Linked DNA regions of Homo sapiens: all the other regions are linked to region 3. The links are chromatin loops, found by intact Hi-C in ENCODE. Cell type or tissue: heart left ventricle. All regions are shown on one strand. Region 1 overlaps MEF2A (myocyte enhancer factor 2A). Region 2 overlaps MEF2A (myocyte enhancer factor 2A). Region 3 has its middle 17 kb from the start of LINC03080.

Evidence for each region. A loop is a pair of places that touch in the nucleus more often than their neighbours do. Peaks named below come from ENCODE experiments on the same cell type or tissue, not always from the same donor. Only the 100,000 strongest peaks of a DNase experiment are listed, where the experiment ranks them.
Region 1: a loop joins it to region 3, with 2.1 times the contacts of the local background. A loop is called at or near these places in 3 of 110 quality-filtered maps.
Region 2: it touches region 3 in a loop (1.9-fold over the local background); 3 of 110 quality-filtered maps call a loop at or near these places.

The regions. Positions count from the first base shown.
Region 1 is chr15:99,685,073-99,690,072 of GRCh38, forward strand. The region is part of intron 7 of MEF2A (myocyte enhancer factor 2A); the gene reads left to right. Among named protein-coding and RNA genes, the nearest start is that of LYSMD4, 46 kb to the right of the region's middle. In heart left ventricle, no CTCF peak of the experiment used is centred here; no DNase peak of the experiment used is centred here.
Region 2 is chr15:99,672,442-99,677,441 of GRCh38, forward strand. MEF2A (myocyte enhancer factor 2A) reads left to right here. Exons shown (of 12, transcript NM_001319206.4): 6 at 1,952-2,171; 7 at 2,958-3,017. Among named protein-coding and RNA genes, the nearest start is that of LYSMD4, 58 kb to the right of the region's middle. In heart left ventricle, no CTCF peak of the experiment used is centred here; no DNase peak of the experiment used is centred here; H3K27ac peaks cover 40 bases.
Region 3 is chr15:99,450,124-99,455,123 of GRCh38, forward strand. No RefSeq gene overlaps it. Among named protein-coding and RNA genes, the nearest start is that of LINC03080, 17 kb to the left of the region's middle. RefSeq lists an enhancer at 2,805-3,114. In heart left ventricle, no CTCF peak of the experiment used is centred here; DNase peaks (open chromatin) are centred at 674, 918, 2,778, 3,318 and 1 weaker place; H3K4me3 peaks cover 428 bases; H3K27ac peaks cover 4,828 bases.

The sequences.
Region 1 (5,000 bases), 230 kb after region 3:
CTTGCTTTTCTGGTAACTATAGTCTTGTAGTATAGTTTGAAATGGAAATAATGTGATGCCTCCAGATTTGTTCTTTTTGCTTAGTCTTGCTTTGGCTATGCAGGCTCTTTTGGTTCCATAGGAATTTTAGGATTTTTTTCCCCCCTAGTTCTGTGAAGAATGATGGTGGTATTTTGATGGGAATTGCATTGAATTTGTAGATTGCTTTTGGCAGTATGGCCATTTTCACAATATTTATTCTACCCATCCGTGAGCATGAGATGTGTTTCCATTTGTTTGTGTCATCTGTGATTTCTTTCAGCAGTGGTTCATAGTTTTCCTTGTAGAAATTTTTCACCTCCTTGGTTAGTTATGTTCCTAAGTATTTTTTTTTTTTGCACCTGTTGCAAAAAGCGTTGAGTTCTTGATTTGATTCTCAGCTTGGTCATTGTTGGTGTATAGCAGTGCTGTTGATTTTGTGTCCTGAAACTTTACTGAATCCAGTAAAGATGTCATAGATGGCTTTTATTACTTTAAGATATGCCCCTTCTGTGCCAGTTTTGCTTATTGACTTGTGTATGTTAAACCATCCCTGCATCCCTAGTATGAAACCCACTTGATCATGGTGTATTATCTTTTGATATGCTGTTGGATTCGGTCACCTGTTATTTTGTTGAGGATTTCTGCACCTGTGCTCATCATGGGTATTGGTCTGTAGTTTACTTTTGTTATATCCTTTCCTGGTTTTGGTATTAGGGTGATACTGGCTTCATAGAATGATTTAGGAAGGATTCTTTCTTACTCTGTCATTTGGAATGGTAAAATAAGATTGGTACTAGTTCTTCTTTGAATGCTTGATAGAATTCGGCTCTGAATTCATCTGGTCTTGGACTTTTTTTTTATTAGCAGTTTTTAAAATTACTGTTTCAGTCTCGCTGCTTGTTATTGGTCCATGCAGAGTTTTTATTTCTTCCTCATTTAACCTAGGCGGGTTGTATATTTCCAGGAATTTATCCATCTCCTCTAGATTTTCTAGTATATTTTTCCACCCCTTTACTTTATGTGAGTCCTTACATGTTAGGTGAGTGTGTTGAAGACAGCAGATACTTGGTGGATTTTTAACCATTCTGCCATTCTGTATATTTTAAGTGGAACATTTAGGCCATTTATATTCAACGTTAATATTGAGATGTGAGGTACTATTTTATTAATCATTGTGTTAGTTGTTGCCTGAATACTTTTTTTTTCATTGTGCTGTTGTTTTATGGGCCCTGTGAGATTTATGATTTAAGGAGGGTGTATTTTCAGGTTTTGTTTCAAGATTTAGAACTCCTTTTAGCATTTCTTGGTTGTGCTGGCTTAGTAGTGGTGAATTCTCTCAGCATTTGTTTGTCTGAAAAAGACTCTCTCTTCTTCATTCATGAAGGTTAGTTTTGCTGGGTACAGAACTCTTGACCGGCAATTATTTTGTTTGAGGAAGCTAAAGATAGGACCCCAATCTCTTCTGGCTTGTAGGGTTTCTGGAGAGAAATCTGCTGTTAATCTGTTAAGTTTTCCTTTGTTGGTTACCTGATGCTTTTGCCTCTCAGCTCTTAAGATTCTTCCCTTTGTCTTCACTTTAGATAATCTGATTACTGTGTGCCTGGGTGACAATCTTTTTGCAATGAATTTCCCAGGTCTTTGAGCTTTTTGTATTTGGATTTCTAGATCTCTAGTGAGGCCAGGGAAGTTTTCCTCAATTATTTTCTCAAATATGTTTTCCAGACTTTTAGATTTCTCTTCTTCCTCAAGAACACCACTTATTCTTAGGTTTGGCTGTTTAGCGTAATCTCAAATTTTTTGGAGGCTTTGTTCATTTTTGTTTTTTGATTTTTTTTTTAATTTGTCTTTGTTCGATTGGATTAATTCTGTCACCTAGGCTGGAATGTGGTGGCGTGGTCTTGGCTCACTGCAACCTCTGCCTCCTGGGCTCACCTCAGCCTCCTTAGTTTCTGGGACTACAGGTGCACACCACCATGTCCTATTAATTTTTCTTTTTTTTTTTTTTTTTTTTTTTTTGTAGAGACGGGGTTTCACCATGTTGCCCAGGCTGGTTTTGAACTGGGCTCAAGCGATCTGCCCACCTCAGCCTCCCAAAGTTCTGGGATTACAGGCATCAGCTACCACATCTGACCCAGAGGCAAACCATTTTACGTCTCAGAATGCAGTCTTGTCAGGATGAGATTATTAGGACGAATTTTAGACCAGTGTTAAGCACACAGCAGACACTCAGTTTTTGTTAGTCCTTGCACGTGTATTAATACAGGGGTGTGTGGGTGTGTGTGTGTATTTGTAACACCTAGTGTCTGCTTATTTTTCGTGAATTCTGAAGTTTTCTTTTTGGCTTTATACTAGAATGAAAGGAGCAGAACAAATACAGCTACTTTTTCCTTCTGATGGTCCCTGAAGCTGTGGATTATCCAGGCTTATCTGCTCTGCCATTCCTCACTCACACCTTGTTCATTCGTGCTTTAACGTGTTTTTCTCACATTTATCCATAATGCCTGCCTTCTCTTTTCTTCTGTTCTTCTCTCATTTCAGACTGCTCAGTAGTTAATCCCACAAAGGCTTTCCTAATTAAGCTGATAGATTTGTTATCAGTGCTTTCTATTTCATTGTAAATTTTGTGTGGTTACCTCTAGTTTGCCCATATTGTGAGTATAATTTTGGTATATTCATGCCTATGTGATATGCCTGCTCTTGCTAACTAGATGAAAAGCTACTTGAAGACCTGTAGGCTTTTTATGGTTTCTCTACATATACCCTCCCAGGGGCACAGTACTGTATACATAATAGATATTTGAATTTTTTTAATTTCCAAATAGTAAAGGTACTTCTATGATTTCCAATTTTAGGCAGTTGCTAGTCTTAATGACATGTGAATGCTGAGTCCTCCCCAGAGAACTTAAGAGGCCTGTTTGGCTCATCAGGAACCTCTGGTTCACTATTCTGAATATTTTGTTCTTTGCCAGCTTTGTAATAAACACTTATCTTTTATTCTTCTCTGCTTTATTTGTGATTTACTTTGAAATTGAAATACCACACTGTAATCTCTGTTTTATAAATGCACATTATATGTTTCTGTACACTGGTTACTTATCTACTTTTTACTTGTCATTATCTCTGCTGTTGGACTGCAAGCTGGTGAATAATAGCTGTTTCTATTAGGATAGTATCAGTTGCAACTAACAGAAAACTACCTCAGGCTTAAATTGTATAGGGGATGTATTAACTTACATGTAACCGAAAGATCCAGAAGTGGTACAGACTACAAGCATGGTTTAATCAGGGATTTTACATCATTTGTTTGCTGTTCTCCTTTTTGTATCAGCTTTTTCCTCATTCTGGCCTTCTTCTGAGTCTCAAAATGACTTAATAAAATGCTGGCCGGACACGTTGGCTCATGCCTGTAATCCCAGCACTTTGGGAGGCCGAGGCGGGCAGATCATGAGGTCAGGAGATCAAGACCATCCTGGCTAACACGGTGAAACCCTGTCTCTGGTAATACCACAAAAAATTAGCCGGGCGTGGTGGCGGGCGCCTGTAGTCCCAGCTACTCAGGAGGCTGAGGCAGGAGAATGGCGTGAACCCAGGAGGTGGAGCTTGCAGTGAGCCGAGATCGCGCTGCTGCACTCCAGCCTGGGCAACAGGGCAAGTCTCCGTCTGAAAAGTAAATAAATAAATAAATAAAAATAAAATGCTTCCTCAGGCACAGTTTAGGGAATGTGAGAGCCTCCTGATAATCATGGAAGAGTTGTTTTACCCGGGTTCTGATTGGTCATTACCACATCCAGTCACTGTGGTGAGCGAGAATGACCTGAGTCAAATGCCTATCACTAAGTTCATCTGGGGGCTGGAGGGAGGGTTGCAGAGAGTCAGCCCCACCCAGTCCACGTGGTTGCTATACATGGGAAGAAGTAGAATGACTGACTACAGTATTCATGAAAACAGGATGGTTTCATACGTATTTTATATCTCAACTAGTACCCAAAAGTATTATATACATAGAGCATATATCACAATGTGCATTTTTCCTCATTTCATTAAGGGAGATGGAAGGTTCTGTTAGGGAAAGTTTAGGAATAAGATGATTAAAGTGAGATAAATCAGAAATATTTAATAAGGACCTCAGTGAAGCTGAAGAAACAGACTCAGTAGAAGTAGAGCCATAAGGAAGAAGTACGTGGTGAAAACGGGGCATTAGAAATGAGTGCTGAATAAGCTGCAGTTAAGAAGCTGCTCTGATACCTAGTTCACTACTCAGAACTTAGTGGTAGCAGTGCCTTTGCTCTCACAAGAGTGAATGAATAGGCTGGTCTCAGACATTTTTCTATAATACCTCCATTATTTTAGTCCCCAGTATGAGATGCCCTCTTAGAAATGTGGTCTTTTGCTTGTTTGTTTCTTTGAGACACAGTTTCACTCTGTCACCCACGCTGTAGTGCAGGGGCATGATCTCAGCTCACGGCAACCTCCGTCTCCCGGGTTCAAGTGATTCTCCTGCCTCAGCCTCCTGAGTAGCTGGGATCACAGGCGGGCGCCACCACATCCAGCTAATTTTTGTATTATTAGTAGAGACGGGGTTTCAACATGTTGGCCAAGCTGGTCTCAAACACCTGACCTCAAGTGATTCACCCTCCTCGGCATACCGAAGTGCTGGGATTACAGGCGTGAGCCACTGCACCTGGCCAGAAATGTGTTGTGTGTTAAATCTCTTTCAGCAGGTCCAAGGAGTAATGCTGTACAAGTATCATTAGTCTTAAGCTTTATATGTATTTCAGACTTTGCTTGTCTTCCTTTGCTTATTTTTAAGATATCCCAAGGTACTTCATTAGTTACCACAGGTTGAGTATCCCAAATACAAAATGCTCTAAAATCTGAAACATTTTGAGCACTGACGTGATTCTCAGAAGTGTCAATTGGAGGATTTTGGATTTTCAGGTTTAGGGATGCTCAGCCAATAAGTATACAAGTATTCCAAA
Region 2 (5,000 bases), 220 kb after region 3:
AAGCTCCATTGGCAAGAGCTACTTAAAACAGTTATTCTGGATCTGATTTCCTAATTCTGTATATGTAGGTCAGCCGCCCTTGAACAAATTAGTTTCAATGCTGATATTTATTTTAGCATCAGAGTTAATTCTTTCAAAACTGTGCCCTAAAGTATGCATGATGGATCATTTCTTCAGAGTAGTCCTGTATTACAGGTTGGGTATTCCTTATTGGAAATGCTTGGGACTAGAAAGTGTTTCAGATTTGGGATTTTTTTCAAAATTTGGAATATTTGCATATGTATAGTATCTTGGGGATGGGACCCAAGTCTAAACATTAAATTTATTAATGTTTCATACATACCTTACATACTCATGGACTGAAGGAAGTTTTATACAATATTTTTCATAATTTTGTACATGAAACAAGGTTTGTGTACATGGAACCATCAGAAAGCAAAGATGTCTCTGTCTCAGCTACCCATGTCATAGGTCTTGGCTCCATGTGGAGCATCATTGGGAACCTGCTGTTAGCATGTGTAGCCTACACACGTGCCATTTTATTACCCTTTGTGGATGTGCTTGTGTGAGGGAATCTGGGTGTGCACAGAAAAGATATATTGAAGCTGATGGCAGACTGGAACGGTCCTTTTCCCCTTGGAGACACTGAATAAACTGTGTATTGTATGCCTGCATTTCCACATGTCAGGTTTGGAATTCTCTATGGCATCATGTTGGTGCTCAGAAAGTTTTGGATTTTGGATTTTCAGATTAGGGATGCTCAACCTGTATAAGAAGCCAGCTCACAAAAAAATAGCCTTAAGGAGTTACTTTTGGGCAAATACCATTATTATTCTTAAAAACAATACAGTAGCAAATAAAGGGATGTTGCTGACCTTGCAGTTAATGTTAAAGCTGCAAAGATATCGCACAAATAAAAGTGTTTTACTTTTGAAAAAAATTGTCATATACCCACTGTTTTTATATTTGTTGATGTATAATTTTTCTACATGAAATAAACTACTATTGAATAAAGTACAATAAAATATATTCTTCCAACTTTGAATTAGCAGTGTTACCTTATTTTTGTATGTTAGTCTTTTAAAATGAGGGCAGAGTAAAGTTGTTTTATTTTCTCCCACTTTAAATTGTAAAGAGCAACATATATTTATCGTGGTTAACAAGCATATTGTAAATGGTGTGTGGAGGAAATGCAAGATGAAAATAGAAAATAGAAAAAAGGGGATATGGAATAATTTGGAGGGAGGGAAGGTTAGCATTTATAATATTTGTAATTTAATCTTTATACAATTTAAAGAAGATACCAAAAACTTTATTACTTTTATTACTGGCTTGGTTAGTAGTTAATTTTGTTGTTTAGATTAGATTTCTTTGCATTTTCATTAAACTCAAATTGCATTGTTATGTATATAATTACTTTTTTTTTTTCTTAGTTTTGCCCTTTAGAAAGTTAGTCAATTAAATCAGAATGGGGAATATTTATGATTTATCAGATTTGACATATTAAGTTAATAATATGTGTACACACTTTTCTCCTTCCGTTATATTTGGGATCTCTCAGTAGAAATGTAATGTTATTAAGGTTTACATTGAAGTGCCAATTTATGCTTACTTGGTGACAGTGATATATTTTGTAATGTCTAAATATGACAACACTACTTGATTATCAGGTTTATCCTCTTAAATTTGTCTTTATGAATATTTGAAATATAGAATATAGACATTAGTATATATTAATGTATAAAGTTGAAATTGAAAAGGCTCATGTCAGTCATATTCATGTTCAAACATAATTCTAAAGAAAATAGCTTTAATCTGTAAATTGGTTAAGAACCTATCCCTATCCTCTACTTTTAGTAACTTGAGTTACCTTGCCAAATTAAAGTTCAAAAGTTACTTTGTAGATGAATACGAAACCAACAGTTTTTTCCTTCTTTTTCTTTATTTACAGCCTGGTCTGCCACCTCAGAACTTTTCAATGTCTGTCACAGTTCCAGTGACCAGCCCCAATGCTTTGTCCTACACTAACCCAGGGAGTTCACTGGTGTCCCCATCTTTGGCAGCCAGCTCAACGTTAACAGATTCAAGCATGCTCTCTCCACCTCAAACCACATTACATAGAAATGTGTCTCCTGGAGCTCCTCAGAGACCACCAAGTACTGGCAATGCAGGTATGTAGTGATACCTATTATGCTGGTTCTTTAATAAAGAGGGTGAAAAAATTCATTGCTAACATAAGCAGTTTCTTATTTTGCTATTCTTTTATTGCTTTGATGAGCAAGAATCACTGATACATAATTGGCCTCATTTTAAAGTATTTTTTTGAAAATCAATTGTGGGTGTAGCATTGTGTCATGCAAAGTAGAACAGTACTGAGAACCTGCCATTTATATGCTTTCCTTCTCATGGGAAAGCCATACTTTGACAGGCAGAAAATTTAGTTAGATATCAGAAGCAAGGATTTAAAGTAGAGTGTGAGCCATTCATGTTAGAAATATGGGTGATAGACTACCTGATTGGAGTTAGAGTATCTTTTACATCTCCTCCTGCCTGAATTACTTCATTAATTCAGCAAAATTTATGTTACATTTATTGTATTAGTCTATGAAATGCAGTGTCTCCTCTCTCTTAAGTCCTAGATTTAATTTAGTGATTTAATCATACTCCTTACACACTGCCCCCGTTTTTATCAGTATGTACTATTTTGGTATTGATGCAATACCACTATTTGGTATTGAAGGCGACATCAAGCTTGAAAGGTAAACTCATATATATGAGATATAATAACTACATCAGATTACATGTTAATGCCAACTTCAGACTGAGCTAGTTTTTATTTTTGTGTCTTTTTAGGATTAGAGTGAGAGTTATCTCTATTCAGTTCACGTTCAGTTAGGTAAAGAGAGCTAATTCATATTCATTCTCTGCCCTCTGTCTTCTCTCCGTAACGTTGTTAGGTGGGATGTTGAGCACTACAGACCTCACAGTGCCAAATGGAGCTGGAAGCAGTCCAGTGGGTGAGTGAATTCCTACTCTTCTGTTTTGTAGGTATCTATCCTATATGAGATCAAAGGAATGTTGTTCCTGAAATAAAGCTTTCTGGGAAATTTCCTTCTGAAGGGTACTTTCACTAATACATCAAGATAATTTCTTAAGGGGAGACTTTCTCTAACTTCCCTGCTTACCAAAGTTAGACTGTTACCAAACTACTCTATCTTACAACAGCATGAAATGTTTTCAGAGAGACTAGAATGAAAAGAAATGGTGGGTCTATCTACTTCTACAGATAGAAAGATAATTAACATATTTGTCTTGGCCGGGCGTCGTGGCTCACACCTGTAATCCCAGCACTTTGGGAGGACGAGGTGGGCAGATTGCCTGAGCTGAAGAGTTTGTGACCAGCCTGGGCAACACTGTGAAACCCTGTCTCTACTAAAATACAAAAAAATTTAGCTGGGCGTGGCAGTGTGCACCTGTAGTCCCAGCTATTCGGGAGGCCGAGGGAGGAGAATTGCTTGAATCCGGGAGGCGGTGGTTGCAGTGAGCTGAGATCGCATCACTGCACTCCAGCCTGGGCGATAGAGTGAGACTCCTTCTCAAAAAAAAAAAAATTATGGAGATGATTGAATGACTTAATAAAAATGATGAGGAAGAAATAAACAAACATCAATAAAGATATTATTAAGACAAGTTACAAAATATTTAATGACAAAGTAGGAATAAATGCCTAATTATATCTGCCACAGTATTAAATATTTTAATGGAATTAAACAGATAAGACCTATTGTGGAGTCTTACTTAACAGAAAACAATTAAATGTGGGAAAATACATAAAGGTTGTACCAGTTAAACACTAGGGCTGCTACTCTTGTATGTGTATTTCCAAATATTTATGGTTTTTTTTCAGCTCTTGTTTTAGTTGTTTGTATGCCTACATACTGTTTTTGTGTCCCTTTTTTTTTTTATTCCCCCAACAGAATAATAAGTTCAGGGCCCACCAAGAATTGTGAGAGCCTAATATGCTTCTCTCACATTGGGTTGACACCCCAAAAGGCTGGACTCTAGAAGTAAAGTAAACCAGAGATAAACAGTTCTTCTCAGTAGTGACATCTTACAGATGCATCATACAGTTTTGTTTTTTTTTTTTTGAGACGGAGTCTCGCTCTTGTCGCCCAGGCTGGAGTGCAGTGGCGCCATCTCCGCTCACTGCAAACTTCACCTCCCGGGTTCACGCCATTCTGCCTCAGCCTCCCGAGTAGCTGGGACTACAGGTGCCCGCCACCACGCCGGGCTAATTTTTTTGTATTTTTAGTAGAGACGGAGTTTCACCGTGTTAGCCAGGATGGTCTCAATCTCCCGACCTGGTGATCTGCCTGCCTTGACCTCCCAAAAGTTTGTTAAAATTAGATCGTAGTGATTAGAAATTAGATTTAGGGGTTCCAGAATGCCCGGAAAAGCAAATAGTCTCTGGAAGAATAAAATAAGCCTGGCCCACATGGCAAAACCCCATCTCTACTAAAAATACAAAAATTAGCCGGACGTGGTGGCAAGTGCCTGTAATCCCAGCTACTCAGGAGGCTGAGGCAGGAGCATCACTTGATCCCAGGAGGCGGAGGTTGCAGTGAGCCGAGATCATGCCACTGCACTCCAGCCTGTGCGACAAGAGCAAAACGCTGTCTCAAAAATAAATAAATAAATAAATAAATAAAATAAAACACCATCTCAGACCTTATTATTTCTAACTTGGCACATAAGCTGAACTAGGCACACACACAAATAAAGCAAATGAAAACTTGCAGAAATAAACAAACAATGGAATCAGCCTCCTGGGAACTCCAGAATTTGGAGTTACTAGGCACAGACTTTGACTTTAATATAACAGTGTTTACTGTGTTCAAGGGTATTTAAAAAACAAAAAGATTGAGAATTTTAGCAGAGAACTGAAATTTATTTAAAAAATGGAAATTTTAGAACAAAAAAACCCCGTAATGTTAAGAACT
Region 3 (5,000 bases):
TCCCAGCACTTTGGGAGGCCGAGGCGAGTGGATCATCTGAAGTTAGGAATTTGAAACCAGCCTGGCCAACATAGTGAAACCCCATCTCTACTAAAAATACAAAAAAAAAATTAGCTGGGCGTGGTGGTGCATAACTGTAGTCCCAGCTACCTGGGAGGCAGAGGCAGGAGAATCACTTGAACCTAGGAGGCGGAGGTTGCAGTGAGCCAAGATCGCACCATTGCACTCCAGCCTGGGCAACACAGCAAGACTCCGTCTCAAAACAAAACAAAACAAAACAAAGCAAAACAAAAAAAAGCAGAATGAGGTTGATACCTAAGTTCTGGAGTTGGCAAAAGGTGGGTGGATCTAAGATCTATTTATTAGGTGAAAGTGTGGAGCGCTGAGCAGTGTGGTGCTGGGAGTGATCCCATCTGTGTGAGAACGTGAATAAAGGAAGGTACCTCCAGGCAACGGCCCTGGGAGTAAGAAGTTTGCCTTCTGTGGTCTCCACTCTGTATCGTAGGGTTCTCAGACTCTGGTGCCTCAGGGTCCCCTGGAGGTCTTGTTCAAACACAGTCTGCTGGGCCCACCCCCAGGGTGTCTGATTCAGCAGGTCTGGCGGTGAGTGGTGAGGTGGGGAGGAGGCAGAATCTGCATTTCCAGCAAGTTCCCAGGCAAGGCTGCAGCCGCTGCTGCTGCTCCAGGAGCCCCACTTTGAGAAGCCCTACCGTAGTGTTCACATTTGGGCACCATGTGCAAGTATCGGTTTTATAGTATTTTTTAAATAATAATTTATGAAAATGATCCCTGGGCCAGACTCTTCTCCACCCACGCCAGTGGTTTGTTGTCTTCACCTTGTCGGTCGGGAAACCACTCCCTGTGTCTAAGCCCCGTCTCTCTGGCTTCGTTCCAACCACCGCCTCTCCGCAGTGAGGTCAGCTACTCACAGGAAGGATAAGCCACGCTTAGAACAAAGCTCCCACCCACTGGAAGACAATGACCAGACCCCCGCCCCTTGAGCCTTCTGTCTAAGAGCAGAGCTCCAAACCCTTATTTTCGGCACTAGAGCAGCCCTTTCCTGGTTGCATAATCACAAGCCTCAGCCTCAGCTTCCCGCTCCTTCCCCCTAAGCTAGAGGATGTGCAAAAGGAACGCTGACACCTGTGTCTGTGGAAAGGTTATGACTTCCCTGTGACGAGCCAGAAAGCTCAGAGCCCGACTTGCAGGAGCCTGTGCACCCAGAGACTTGCCATTATAAAACCAAGAATGAAACTGTGCATTGGGAGGAGAGGACGTTGGAGTCCTCCTTCAGAAGGCCGGTTCTGTCTCATGAACCCCGTTTGAACCTCTTGGCTGTGAAGGTGAAGGCAGGGTCTTGGGACAACCTCCAGGTCACCCCAGGAGGAGGCCCCAGCAGTGGGGCTCTGATCACTGTGGCAACCCAAATTCCCTGCTCAGAGGTTCTAGACACTCTCTGCCCTCCTTGCCCCTAAATAAGTGGAATTGAGTCATGCCCACGGTCCTCTCCCATCCAGCACCCCTATGAAGCTGGTGGCCACCATGCAGAGCCCAGAGAGGGACATCTCACCCTCAGTGTCCTGAAAATCATGTAGTAACACAATGCCTTGGAGCACATACCTGCTGAGTGGAGTGGCAGTGTCCCTTGGCCACCCGGTCCCTTCTCATGCACCTCACAGCCTCACAGAGGGGCTGCTCCCAGCCCCCTCCCGACCTGCCTCCAGCAACCCACCTCCCCCTTTCCTCCTCCTCTCTCCTTCTGCCCAGGGAAGCAGTGACCCATCTCCCCTCTGTCCATCCTTCACATGCTCCCTCCATTTCTGCTTTCAAAAGAGGGAGAAAACATTTTGATTATGAAGCATTTCCAGGGCTGTTTAGGTTTGCCATTGCTAGGTCTTTTGTTTGCCTTTCCTCCTAGCCTCCACCTGGGTTGAGGCAACATTATTATCTCCTCTGTACAGGTGAAGAAATGCTAATTGAGAAAGGCCACGAGACGGCCAAGTTCAGACACCCATGCGGCCTGGAGCAGGGCAGAGGCCCTGCCACCTAATCGCAGGGCCTGGCGGTGTGCGGGACACAGAGACATCGGACCCTCGTTCCAGAGCCAGTGACTGCTGGAGGGAGACACGAGCGCCCCGTGGTAGCAACAGAATTGAAGAGGGTGAGAGTGCAAATCCTACCTGGTCAGAGGCAAATCCTACCTAGGTCTGAATTGAGGGATGATGAGGAAGAAGGGAGGTGGGCAATGGTTGAGTCAGGGCTTCATCCTCTGTACTTCTACCAGCCTTTTAACCCTTCAGTTGTTCTCACAATCGTATCCTCACTTGATTCCTAGAAGCACCACGGGTAGTCGGGAATGTCAGGGGAACCATGGCTCTTGGGCACAGAGACGCATCCCAGGTCACACTGCTTGGCTGTGATGACTTCAGTGAGCTCTTTCTAGCCAGGGGATATGTTATAGGCTTTGTGAGTCCAGTGTCGAGAAGCAGGAGGCCCTGTTCTGCCCGGTGGCCATCTGGGAGTGGGGTCACTGTGACCCTGCTGTGTGTGGCCAAGGTGGCAAGGAGCATCGAGTCCACTGAGACCAGACAGGAGCCCACTCCGCTCCTGCCCCGCCTCCACCTCCCACCTCACCACCTGGTTTTTGTTCCAGGCAGCCACATTTCTCAGCTTTCCCCCAAGCTGAGACCTGGAGGGGATCCAGTTTGACCAGTGAGTTGCACGTGGCAGGGTGCCGGGACGCCTGGGGAAGTGTGGTGTTCCAGACACAGCCACCGCCCTGTCTCCTCGCTGCTTCCTGCCTGAATGCAGAAGCGGAGTCCGGCTGGGGGTGGCCATCTGGCGACTCTGAGGACAGAGTCTATGCTTGGGATGGCAGAGCCGGATGCTCAAAGGAGCCTGGATCCCCAGCACTTCCTCATGTGGCTCCACCAGCCCTGCCTGCTTCTGGACTTGCTCTATAAGAAAACGAAACTCCTGTCAGGTTCAGTGGCTGTGGTCGGCTGTGGTCAGGGGCAGCTGAACAGAACTTGAAGTCTCAAAGGTCATGAAGCCCATCAGAAAACAGGAGCTCCCTGGCGCCTGCAGCCTCTTGGTCTCAGATCCAGCTCCTGGGACCTCAGGGCCTGCCCCTTCTCCTGCCTTGCACCCCAAAGCCTGCCTGGGACCCACAGCCCCCTCCCTGCGGCTGCTGGGAGCTGCGAGTGGCACCCACGCACTCTGGGCCTGGTCTTTCGGCCACGACACTCGCCACCTCTGCTGGGCAGTCTCAGTAAGTATTACTCCTTCCACGCAGGCCAACTGTAGGTGGCCGGAGGACAGTCGAGCAGTTCCTTCTGTCTGTCCTGCCATCCACAGCGGCCAGTCTTGCCCAGATCCATGTGGTCTCAGGACTGTGCTGAGGGGTCCAGGGAGGCTGCTGTTTTCCCCAAGTTACGCACAAAGCAACCATAGGTGAAGGGGCTTGCTGGGGGCCTGTGGCTGGTGAGTGGTAGAGATGGAAGCAGAACCTCATTCAGATGTCCCTGTTCTGTGGCTCTCAAAGGGAAGATCCCTGAGCACACATCAGAATCACCCAGGACATTGCTCACGATGCACACTCCCCAGCCCCACTCCAGGCCTACCAAACTGGGATGTCTGGGGAAGATTCCCAGGAATCTGCATGGTTGGGCACCCCCCTCACAGCCCAGGCATGATTCTGGTGCACACCGAAGACCAAGCACCTCTCTTGAGCTGAGCTCTCTCCCCAGGCATGATTCCGGTGCACGCCGAAGACAAGCACCTCTCTTGAGCTGAGCTGTCTCCCCAGGCATGAGGGTCAGACCTGCAAGGTGTCAAGTGCAAGCCTCCATCTCATGGTTCGTGGTTCCAGGTGATGACCCTGAGCCCAGCACCCCAGAACACAGAAGCACTTTCAGCCTGCAAAACAGCCAAAAATCCTGATGCCCAGGCTAAAACCTAGACCAGAGAAATCTGAATCTGTAGGGGTGAGACCCAGGCACGGGCACTTTTAAAAGTTCCCCTAGTGATTCCAAGGCCAGAGCTGCCTGTCCCCAGGCTGCGTAGGGGAGAAAGATGCTTCTTCCTGGGGGAAGGTGGTGGGGTGAGGCTATTAAACACACAACTAGGCCCCACCCCAGAGTTTCCCATCCAGCAGGTCTTGGGAGGGCCCAAGAATTTGCACTTCTATCAAGTTCCCAGGTGGTGCTGGTGCTGCCGGACTGGGAGCCACACTCTGAGAACCCCTGGAGAAGGAAGCAGGAGTGGAGGAAGAACTGAGGGTGGTTACATGTGGTCCTTGTTAAGGGGCAGGTGACTTGCTCCACTGAGCAGGGCCCACCTGTCCTGTTTTCTTAGGTGCTATGGATTCTCCAAATGCACCTGCTGAGGATGGGAATGTGCCTCTCCTAACATCACTGAAGCCATATAGATAAAGAATTGTGACCTTCCATCCAGGGCCCCGGGGATGGCAGGGCAGAGTGTGCGCTGCACAAATCCGGAAGCCACCATTCACCTCCCCTGCACTGTGGCCCTCCCTGGCATTGCCAAGCCTAACACATTTCCCACTGAAAGCACAGCATGTGGCTGTGGAAAGTTTCCTGTGGCACCTCAGAAATTCTGCACCCACATTTGCTTTCATTTGTCTCCTTTCTGCCCCTCCTCATTTCTGTTGGAGCTCCATCCCCCTGGAGGGTTTAGGATGGGATGGATCTGGCTGGCTTGGTACGGGGGCCTCTGCCCTACCCAGGACCCACCAGAAGCGAGCCTCCATCCTGGAACCAGGCGCTCGGCCTGGCTGACCCAGCTAATCCGGGCATGGGCAGCTCAGCCAGGTCAGGAGCATATGGCCTCCCTCCTTTGCCACTTCGTGCTGCTGATTAGGCCTCCTCCACAAGGAGATAAACCTGCTGGAGGAATTTGTTTTCTCTGGCAGCCCACACTCTGTCCAACAGAACTGCAGGCTGACTCACTGGCGCTGGTTTCCTCTGAGCCCCCGCCCA